Linked DNA regions of Homo sapiens: region 2 is linked to region 1. A link is a contact called in ENCODE Hi-C or POLR2A ChIA-PET data. All regions are on one chromosome and are shown on one strand. Each heading gives the region's core, a stretch centred on a gene start or an enhancer-like site at or near the end of the contact. The rest is flanking DNA. Distances are from core to core; before and after follow the strand shown.

The links. A loop is a pair of places that touch in the nucleus more often than their neighbours do. ChIA-PET counts read pairs that join two places held with the same protein, here RNA polymerase II (POLR2A). Pooled maps may share reads with other maps.
Region 2: a loop to region 1 is called in a pooled map of right cardiac atrium, with 2.9 times the contacts of the local background. The contact joins the enhancer-like site here to the promoter of PDZRN3 in region 1. A Hi-C loop is called at or near these places in 1 of 168 maps with a recorded cell type or tissue (IMR-90) and 9 of 50 pooled maps. POLR2A ChIA-PET finds 5 or more read pairs at or near these places in 1 of 52 experiments (AG04450).

The regions. Positions count from the first base shown.
Region 1 is chr3:73,622,288-73,627,833 of GRCh38, reverse strand. It overlaps PDZRN3 (PDZ domain containing ring finger 3), which reads left to right and starts at 2,893. Exons shown (of 10, transcript NM_015009.3): 1 at 2,893-3,731. The coding sequence starts at 3,009. PDZRN3-AS1 (PDZRN3 antisense RNA 1) reads right to left here and starts at 4,266. Exons shown (of 2, transcript NR_046681.1): 1 at 3,869-4,266; 2 at 1-2,422. RefSeq lists an enhancer at 4,960-5,474.
Region 2 is chr3:73,450,217-73,455,570 of GRCh38, reverse strand. All of the region lies in intron 3 of PDZRN3 (PDZ domain containing ring finger 3), which reads left to right. Among named protein-coding and RNA genes, the nearest start is that of PDZRN3-AS1, 170 kb to the left of the region's middle. Within about 2 kb of position 3,755, at least 4 of the 41 ENCODE cell types and tissues checked have a DNase peak (open chromatin) inside an H3K27ac peak, as active enhancers do.

The DNA of each region.
Region 1 (5,546 bases), core at 1,644-4,143:
CAGATGATAAAAGGAAGGGGTAAGAGCAAGAGGTAGTGGAAGTCGCAAAAATAATTTGCAAAGTGACCAATCCAGCTGTCCACAAGGAATTCATCCATATATAAACACTCAGATGTTTCTGGGACGGTTGAGTAAGTATCTAATCCATGTCAGAAAAATCAGCTACTTTTCTCAGGAGGCCTGCCACACCAAACATTCATCTTCCTACAGTTTTTATTCATGTTTATTGGTATGGTGCCTTGAGTTTTCGATTTATAATAACATCCCTCTCTCACTGTGCAGCATTCACCAGGTGGTTCCACAGCCAGCAGAAAATGTGGGCTGACAGCATTGCCTGACTTCAGTAATGAGCAGAAAGCTTCCTTAAAACTGTGGTTCTCAACCTGGTTGTCACAACAAGGGGTTGTTACTATGTCTATTGGATAGTGGCCAGAGATGCTCCTAAATATCCTGCAATGCAGACGATAACCAACCCCCCACCCCCACACACACCACAACAAATAATTATTTGAATGAAAATGTCAGTAGTACCAAGGTTGAGTAACTCTGCCCTCAACTCCTTTTTCCTAATATTTTTGGCTCTCGTTTCTCCTGTTAAGTTTGGTGACTGAAATAATAGTCTTGCCAGCTCTGACATTGTAGGATTTTTTTTCTAACCTCCAAGAATTTTGATACTAAAATTAACCATTGAGGAGTGGCACAGACTTTCCTTTTGCCTAAAGAGGCCAATCCACAGTAGGCTATGGCTTCTCTGTGGCCTCAGCTGTAGCATTTCAGCAACAACCTCTCAATCTGCCATCTGGGAGACCACCCGAGGGGTGGTAGAACATCTCCAAAAAAGTGTACACCCCAAGTAAGCACTAATTTACATTTATGGTGTAGGACAGAACTTCTCTGTTTCTCAAAACCAGTTTGGTTTGAAGATTATCACCCTGTTGACACTAGCTCATTCTGTGAAACTGACAAGCCCACACACCTTTGGTGAAAGAATTTGTTTCCTACCCATTATCTGAGAGCCCATGAGCAGTTTAATGAATATACTGATGGAGGATTCCCTGGCACAAGCTTATCTGAACAAAGGCCAATAATATTCCACCCCATGCAGAATCCTATCAAAGCAATGCATTAATTGATTAAAGCAATTAAAAGAAAGTCTCCACCTCAAATAGGCAACAAATGCCACCAAAACTGATTAAAGAACACTGTCCAGTGACCTCAACCATGCACTGAAAAATCTAGTGAGTGACAACTTTTTAAAGGTCAGTGTGAAACAAGTAATCCTTATGAACATCAAGGCAATTCTTTCACTCTGATGAAGCAGTTAAATAGTGAAGGTCATGGGGCTTTAGCAGCCACATAAAAGAAAGAAGGAAAGCAATTAGACAAAATGGATGCTGTAATCCCACTTTCCAGGCCCCAGAGTCTCGCTGAATACAGAGCTCCTGCTTTACTGTTCAGAACTCTCCCGCTTCACTGTTCAGAAACTGGAAGCAGATTCCAAATGAGAATTCCATAGCTTGATTCCACTCTCACCAAAAGCTGACTGCGTGTTTCTTAGGAATGTCTATAGCCTTGGGAGGTAAAAATAAAATAAAATAAAATCAATGGATGATGCTATGAACTTTACACCCAGTTTGGAATTCCAAAAATATTCCTCCATTGCTCAGGACTGTTGCTGAATCCTACCCAGCCAGGTTTGCTGTACTGCAGGGAATGAATGTCCAGATCTATGGATCGCCAGGGTTTTCCAATCAAGTGGGAATCCAAGGACCAGCATGGACTAGCAGCATTGGCATCACTTGGAAGTGCTTTCAGTATGGAGATTCTCAGAACCCGCCCCAGACCCACTGTATCAGAACCGCAACCACATTAAAATGTGAGAAACACTGACCTACAGGACCCTACAGGGCACTTTTGTTTTGTTTTGTTTTCTGTTTTGTTTTTATCCTTCTTCTAGCCTGAGTTTCCTCAATGGAAAGATGACAGAGTGTACACACAAAACAAACCAAAACTGAAGGAGGGCAGTTGTTGACATGATCATGGGGGTGATGAGTCTTCTCCCAGTTCTAACTTCTGCAGTCAGCATCGCTTCTTTTGTAATCACGGGAAAATAATTTTCAAATGGAGCTAACCCTCTCACAACATTGTACTAATGATCTTTAAAGCGACGGATTTAGAAGCGCTCAGCACCACGCTTGCCACACTGCAGGGCAGACACTTCAGAGGTGTTAGGTGAAGTGGATGGAGCCAGCACGCTGGCCTCTCCCACTCCGACAGCTGGCGAGCAGCTCTTGTCCACCAAAACTTCCCCGGGTAGATTCACCCACCGGTCCTGGAAACCTGCTAAATCCTGAAGGTTCACAGAACCTCTGGTCAGAACTGAAGTTGCAGCCGGAGCTTCCCGCAGGCTCTGTAACTTTCCCTGGAATGAAATAAATAAATAAAGACCGTAAGTGCTGAGATAGCGGGCCCCAAGATATTTTTAGTCCTCTGCAATCAGCCACTAGAGGAAGGGGGAGGGAGAAGGGAGTAAAAAAGTTTTGATCCGTTCGGGAAGGGGCTCGAAGAGAACCCTTGGGAGAAAGCAGTAGCCTCAGCTCCAAACTCAGCGAGCTTTTCTCGGCTGGCGTTTTGTCTCCTATAGCGTAGACTGTAAGAGAACAGAAAGGAGTTTCCCGAGAAGATTCAGGCTGGCGTCCTGGGCTGGCCCGTCCCTTCTGGCGAGCCTCAGTGTCCTCCCACGCGCTTCTGCCTTCCAGCCTCCTCCCTTTTTCGGGGGGCTGGCGGGAGGCATCCAAGGCACGATGTATGTGCGCTCGCGCTCGCGCAAATACGGCCGGAGGAGTCCTGTTCCTCGGGCATTTTCCGAGGAAGTCTGGATCAATTAGGCTCAGTCCGGGGAGAGCCAGCGAGCGCGCGGGCGGCGTAGCCGGCCTGTCTGGGCCGCCTCGTGGGGAGGGAGGGGGCGCCCGGCCGCCCGGCGGCGACCCCGGGGCCTGGCCGCCACCATGGGCTTCGAGCTGGACCGCTTCGACGGCGACGTGGACCCGGACCTGAAGTGCGCGCTGTGCCACAAGGTCCTGGAGGACCCGCTGACCACGCCGTGCGGCCACGTCTTCTGCGCCGGCTGCGTGCTGCCCTGGGTGGTGCAGGAGGGCAGCTGCCCGGCGCGCTGCCGCGGTCGCCTGTCGGCCAAAGAGCTCAACCACGTCCTGCCGCTCAAGCGCCTTATCCTCAAGCTGGACATCAAGTGCGCGTACGCGACGCGCGGCTGCGGCCGGGTGGTCAAGCTGCAGCAGCTGCCGGAGCACCTCGAGCGCTGCGACTTCGCGCCCGCGCGCTGTCGCCACGCGGGTTGCGGCCAGGTGCTGCTGCGGCGCGACGTGGAGGCGCACATGCGCGACGCCTGCGACGCGCGGCCAGTGGGCCGCTGCCAGGAGGGCTGCGGGCTACCCTTGACGCACGGCGAGCAGCGCGCGGGCGGCCACTGCTGCGCGCGAGCGCTGCGGGCGCACAACGGCGCGCTCCAGGCCCGCCTGGGCGCGCTGCACAAGGCGCTCAAGAAGGAGGCGCTGCGCGCTGGGAAGCGCGAGAAGTCGCTGGTGGCCCAGCTGGCCGCGGCGCAGCTTGAGCTGCAGATGACCGCGCTGCGCTACCAGAAGAAATTCACCGAATACAGCGCGCGCCTCGACTCGCTCAGCCGCTGCGTGGCCGCGCCGCCCGGCGGCAAGGTAGGCGCCTGCTGCCCGCCCCGACCTCCAGCCAGGATCCCTGGGGACCCAGGGCCCCGCCCCATCCCTTTGGGTACAGGGATGCCCCGAGCTTCCCGGGAACATCCTTGCTTCCTCCCTCTTCTTCCACTGCTTACCAGCTGTATCACTACTTGCAGGTCGCTGAACCTGCCTGAGGTGGAACACTGTGGTCCTTTATAGTCTAGACGTAACCGGTAAAGTATAGCTGTACAGCTTCAGGGATTCTGGAAGGACGAAAAAGAATTCACAAGCAAGTGTAGGATAAGAATGAAGAATGCAGCTCCAGAGTCAAAACTGCGTTCAAAGGCTTTGCTGCTCAGACCAGCTAGGGGATCTCGGGCAAGTTGCTTACCCTCTAGAGGTCAGAAACCTATAGACTGACACTTAGGAGAGGAGAGATGGACACATTGGGTGAATTGTATCCGTGCATCCTCTAGGATTCCAGAAAAAAAAATAAAGGGAACCCACAGCCAGTGTAGATTAAGTTAAGAAGGATATCAGAAGAGAGGCCTCTGGGGTAAAAGCTGGATGCAAGCGTGGGCTTTGCAGCCAACTAGCTGGCTGACCTTGAGCAAGCTGCTTAACCTCTCTAAAGTTGGAAACTATGGTCCCTAGAGACGTGGTATACAGAGTAAAAACACAGCCAGGCACCCCTGAGGTATTCATCCAGGGATTTCAGAAAGAATTAAAGGAGCACTCTGCCCCCAACAAGTATAAAGTAATAATTAAGTGTGAGTCCTCTGGAGTTAAAACTGTTTTCAAATCTGGGCTTTTTGCTGACCAGCTGGGTGAGCTTCTGGCTTAATTCCCAGATCCCTCAGTTTCCCTCAGTGCGAAAGGTTTTTGTCAGGCTTCAGGGAGAGAGTTTAGTAGAAGGGCCTCGTACTGTGCCTGGCAGAGAGTAAATAAATGCTCAACAAGTGTTACCTAGAATTATTTTTAACATCTCCACCTGAGCGGTCCCCTTGAGCGAGGGTTTACTTTGCTCCAGGCTGGGTGCTGCATTCTTCCCAGTCATTTCCTTTTTAATCAAGTGAGGTTGGTGTGACCCTTCCCACTTAGTAGATGAAAAAACTGAGGCTCATTAAGGGGCAGTTTCATGCCTGGGTCACAGCTTTTGGGTGCAAAGCTGCATGTTGAACCTTTGCGTGCCCATCTTTCCAGCCCACGTTCTATAAACTATCATGTTGCTCCTCAGTGCAACCACAAGGACCATTTATTGAGTGTTTATTAAGTGCCACCAACAATAGGAAGTACTTTACATGCATTACCTATGTTGTCCTTTGAGATGAGGGAACAGACTCAGAGAAGTTATATAACTTGTCCAAAATTAAGTAGTGACTCAGGGAGCAGAGCCGGACTCAGATTCTACCTCAGAGTTCTCAGTTTTGGGGCATATTGGCATTTTGGGCCCCATAACTCTTAGTTGGGAGGGGAGGTACTGTGCTGTGCATTGTAGGATGTTTAGCAGCATTCTTGGCCTCCCTCCCAAGTCGTGACAATCCAAATATTGTCAAGTGTCCTCTGGAGGGGCAAAGTCGCCCAGGTTGAGAACCACTGGTTTCCCTGATTGCAGAAGCCACATTTTCAACAGCTGGGTACTTCTGCCTTCCTGGGGAGGGGCCTGGGCCTGCTGCCACCGCTCTGGTTGCCTGCTCCAGATGGTGTGGCAGAAAGGGGAAAATATTTGCCCGAGGCTCCCCCAAGGGCCTGTGTCTGCTTTGCCTCTCTCTGCCCTCTCCCAGCCCCCTTTCCTTACGTGCACACCAGGCCTGCAAGTTTTCCGACCTGGCC
Region 2 (5,354 bases), core at 2,506-5,005, 170 kb after region 1:
TCATGTATGCCTTGCTGCTGAGAGTCTCTGCAGGCTAAAAAAGTAGATTTCTATAAGTGGCACATAATGGCCAATGCCTTGACTTCCCAGATCTGATATGTCTTTTTCACAAGTGTGGAGTCGGGACATAGCCATTTCTTAATGTCAGCACAGCATCATGTATTCATGAAGACCATAAGCTCTGTAGCTGGGTCAACTGAGGTTTAATTCTGGTTCTAGCACTTACTCTGTAATCCTGAGAAGGTTAGGGTACCTAACTTTCTAGACCCCACCTTTCTTGTCTACAAACTGAAAATAATATTGTTGGCAAGAGTTCTTACCTTGTAAAGTCATTGTAAGGATTAAATGAAATAACAAATGGTACTTAAAGTAAATGGATGATGATGATGTTGATCTGAAAATACTCTGGTCATTACTCATGGTGATTCTTTTTCCAACATGAAAGCAGCTTCTTTTCCTGATAATAAAAACTTACTGTGAAAACTGGGAGGGTAACTTTCAAATGATAAGGGTTCAATACTCCAGGAAATATTGTACTCATAAACAAATAGTCTGAAATAAGAGGGGCATAATTGAATGGAACTCCAGGAGAAATTAGTCAAGATAGTGTAGAAAATCAAGACATTTCTTACAGATGATAAGTCAGTCCAACCAAGATCGCAATTAAAAAAAAAAAAATGAAGAAACTTTAAAATGGGTAAAATCCTAATACATAGAGATGATATTTGAGTATATATCCTTTGGATGTTTTGTAGTATTTGTTCATGCTTTTAAAAAATCTATTTAGTTACTTGTAAAATAATGCCACACTTTTCAAGCTTTTTTGAGAACCTCCTTATTCTCAATCAGTACCATATTCTGGCCATCTTTCCATAGCAGTAAATGTGGATTAATGGTCAATATTATTCTTGGCCTCCTTGGTCCTGTCACTCTTAGCATTTATAGATACCACCCCACCCAGTTCAATGACTGTATTCTTAGATGATGCAGATTAATTCCAATAACAACCCAGGCAAAGCAAACAAGTAAATCCAGAGTCAGGATAGGTTACGTGTCGTCCTTCCCAAAGTCAGGTATCAGGAACTCTTGGACGACTCAAATCAGCCCCTTTTTCATTACCTCTTCCAAAGGAGAGTGGTCTGGAGACACATTGATGTTGCAGGGCCTCACCCTGCTCAGGAGGGGGTTGAGGTGTCATTGCTGATGGGTTTTGGTGAGGGAAAAGAAAGAGGTGGCTCCAAGTGCTAGGCCCCTTCCTCTCCCTACTCCAAGTTTCTCTACACTCTCTGGTTCTCTGGCTCTTGTAGGCTTCTCAGAGACTCTCTGGGTTTGTATAGATGGTGGTTATTTCTGCCATGTGTGGGAAACTCTTGTGAAACATATGTGCCAGGGGTAGGAATCCCAGGCCTCCTCTCCTGCCCAGGGGATACCATCATCTATGTTTGTTTTTAAGCTGGTCTTAAAATGAGGAATCTTGTGCTGGAATAGCTTGCTGTGATCTGTTTAACTATAATTTTTACCTGTACTTTTCACAGGCCTGGCCTACTCTCTGTCGTGAAAATATTTGGAATTTATACTTTAAACAGTGTAGGCCACTTTGGTTGTTGATTTAAAACATGCTAGAGGTTTTTATAATGGTTATTTATATTGGCCAACACTGACCCCTCTGCAATGACCTGTTGATGTTGGACAAGGATAAGAGGCACTGAATACAATGCAGGAAATGGAAAGAGATCAAAAAGAATGAATATGTGAGCTTAGTAACAATGCTTTGTGGCTTAACACGGAGATCAATTGTCTGTGTGTGTGAGGTTTTCAGAATTGCGGTATTTGGCCCACTTACAGGAATTAAGCGTTCTCTTTGGAGAAATTTAAGAGTTTTTCAAACTGTGTTTTGCATTACAATATCAACGTTGCTAATTCTACAAAATCATTCTTGATTATATATAATTATATATAAATGTATATATACTTAAAGCATGAAGAAAATACTTCATATATCTATATATTGAAATTATTGTACCTTTTTTAAAGAAAGCAAAACAGCCATTGAGTAAAGCAAGTGTCTCTGGAAAGTAAGGCCATTTCTGTGGACTGTTCAGGAATTAACAGCGAATTCTTTCTTCTTTCTTTGTTTTTTTTTTTTGTTTTTTTTTTTTTTTTTTTGAGACGAAGTCTCACTCTGTCTCTAGGCTAGAGTGCAGTGGCTAGATCTCGGCTCACTGCAACCTCCGCCTCCCGGCTTCAAGTGATTCTTCTGCCTCAGCCTCCCAAGTAGCTGGGACTACAGGTGCACACCATCACACCCAGCTAATTTTTGTGTTTTTAGTAGAGACAGGGTTTCACCATGTTGGCCAGGATGGTCTTGATCTCTTGACCTCATGATCTGCCTGCCTTGGCCTCCCAAAGTGCTGGGATTACAGGCATGAGCTACCACACCTGGCCAACAGCAAGTTCTTTCTAGCCTGACTGCTGGAAAGGGAAAGTGGCATACTTTCTCCAACCTGTTTCTCTTGCCCCCATACTCCATTTCTTCCTTGTATTCAATGGCAGAGTGTCAGTTTGCTTGTAGTCCATTTCCTATGTCATTTATCACTGTACAAATGTCAGCTGTGAGACAGGAGAACATGTGTGTTTGACAGCTGCCCAATAAATTATGCAGAAGAACAAGTTAAAGACAACTGCATGGACTTAAAACACACACACACACACACACACACACACACACACAGATATATGGACCGTTAGAGAATTGGCACTAGTCGTTGCCTCATGAATATCTTAAAATATTATTCAACTGTAACCACTGAGCGAAGTGTTAGCATGGTTTGAGAGACAGCATCAGAGTAACTCACAACTTAAAACCAAGTAAAATCTGGTCCCCCACAAAAAGATCTGAAAGGAGATGCATATGCTTTAAAAATCCAAGTTTTCAGTGAATGCCTGAATAATACCACCAGTTAGGATGGTGGATGAGATGATCCTGGAAGCCTGGCCCAGCCAGGACTGACTTGGCCATACATCTTGTTCCCTGTGAAAGTAGAGGTCCCAGCATGCGTTTCTGCCTTCAGTGAAATCATAGAGAGAAGCAAATTTAAATGGAATTACCTTTGCAAAGTTAAAAAGTATATTCCTATACCAGTTTTGGAGAACTCTCTGTGGCAGCTATTTTGTGATTTCTTGGAGAAGATAACAAATAATTATCATGTTGGTGGTAGAGAAAAGCCGTGTGTTTTGTGGCTCAAGTCTAAATCCATTTATTTACTCTCTTTAGTGACCCCACCCCTATTTGAGACCGTGCTACTAACCTACCACCTTGACAGTGCCTTTGAGTCGTGTAGCCCCACATTCCACCCTGAGAGCGTCTATCTGTGGAATGATGGCTGGAGATAAAGGAGTCAGTCTGTAGCCAGGAGGTCATTTGTCCTCTTCACATGGGAATCAGACTTATTGCTGTGGCCCGAGCTATATCCATCGTCTAACCAGCTGAGCTAATTAGCCCATAGCTGAGCTAACTAGCCCATAAAGACATAGCAGGTTATTGCTTACCCACATTAGTAAAGATTCGATTCTGTTTGGCCCTCACAATTTTCTCTGTGTTCACAGTTCATACCAGCAAGGGATTCCTGTTCCTTAGGAGAACTGACTTCCCAGTAAACACCCTGAGCACAGTCATCTTTAAATCTCTGTTTATAAGGCTGTGTGTGTGTGTGTGTGTGTGATGAGAAGCTAGAGCATCTGCGGGATTCAATAGGCAGAAAGCTGATGACCTATCATATGATAGTAAATGATTACGACATGAGTGAGAGTTACTTGGCATCAGCAAGCTGGTAGTTATTTTAAGAAAGGGGAAGCGATGTTTTAACACAGTGGGCAGGTGTGCTGGGGCAGGAAATATATTTTACCTAATCAAATAGCATTTAGCCAGGTAGTTGGCAGCTCAGCCTCTCTCTAAAACCAACTTTGCTTTGGTATTTTTCTCCCATTTATTTACTCTCTTTAGTGACCCTGTTTGGCACATCTTTGCACCATGACCAAAGTGACAGACTTTGGTCTCTGTTGGACTAATCAGTGTGTTCTCTGATCCATGACATATGTTCCCTGTAGACATTTAAAGTCAACATATTCAGCACTTGTGGTCTGGCAGGTCAGAGTTATTAACTGAGCTGATAGACTGGTTTGGATATTTGCATCCAAAAGACTTTCCTCCTCATCCTCTAACACATAGAGCCACACATCCACTCCCAACAACACAAATATTGACTGTACCAATCATTTATTAGCAGTAAAAATTTGAGAGCAATTATTTTTTTACTGCGCTTGCCCTGAAAGACACCATTAATTACTATATTGCCTGTGGATGTGAGCCAGTTTCGGTGTCCCAGGGGCCTGCTCCCCACCCGGAAGAAGTATTTGCAGCTCCGAGGAACACAGCATAGGATGTCATCTGGCAAGCAGTGCACTGACATTGTCTTCTGAAGTGAGATGTCAAGACTGTTTCTGCCATCCTATTGGATTCCTCCTGACTTGCAGTTTACAGGTCAGGATTGGCGGTGACGGTAGGTTTCCCCAATGGCCTGAAAACTCCAAATAGAGGTGGGTGTGGGTGAAATTTGAGATGTGCCAGCTTTTTTTTTTTTAAAGAGCATGAGAAATATTCCAAATCATCCTAGAATAATTATCAGCGGAAGAACTTTTTTGATTGTTGATTCTGCAGGTCTCATCCAGAGGGTGAAAAGAATTAAGGCTTCTGATGGGCAGCACCAGCCAGTCTGCCTTTTCAGTTCTGATCTTTCAAAGGCAGGTGTGATGCAGAGATAGTAATGGTGCTGTTGGATGGTTTTCCTCCTCTTCCTACTCTAGTTAGCAGAAATGCAAAAATGCCTTTTGGAATTTAAACTTGTACCCTAAACCAGTTTGACCACATTTTTTGCTCAATTTGGAAAATCACACAAGCTATTTGGAATGTATGTATGTATTTATTACAAGTGGGCTATTCCTTTATTAAAAATATACTGATTAGATGTATAGCATGTCCTCCCTGCTAAAAAGAAAATGAATCGTGACTTATTAATGTGCCTGATTACGTGATAGGCCTCGATATCTATTGGCTGCACTGATCAGCTTGAGCCTAGCTCTTACCACACCTTTTGTATTTTGTGTGTGTATTGATTATGATGCCAATCTGCACATCCATGAGCAATGTCACCCATTTTTAAATATAACTTGGAGAATAGCTAAGTAGTATGTTTAACAAGGGCTTGAGAATGTTTAGTACGCTCTATAGGGTAAGGAAGAATTGCTACTGAGAAGGCATATGGGATCAGTGGCATGTCAATGTAGAACACAGTAAT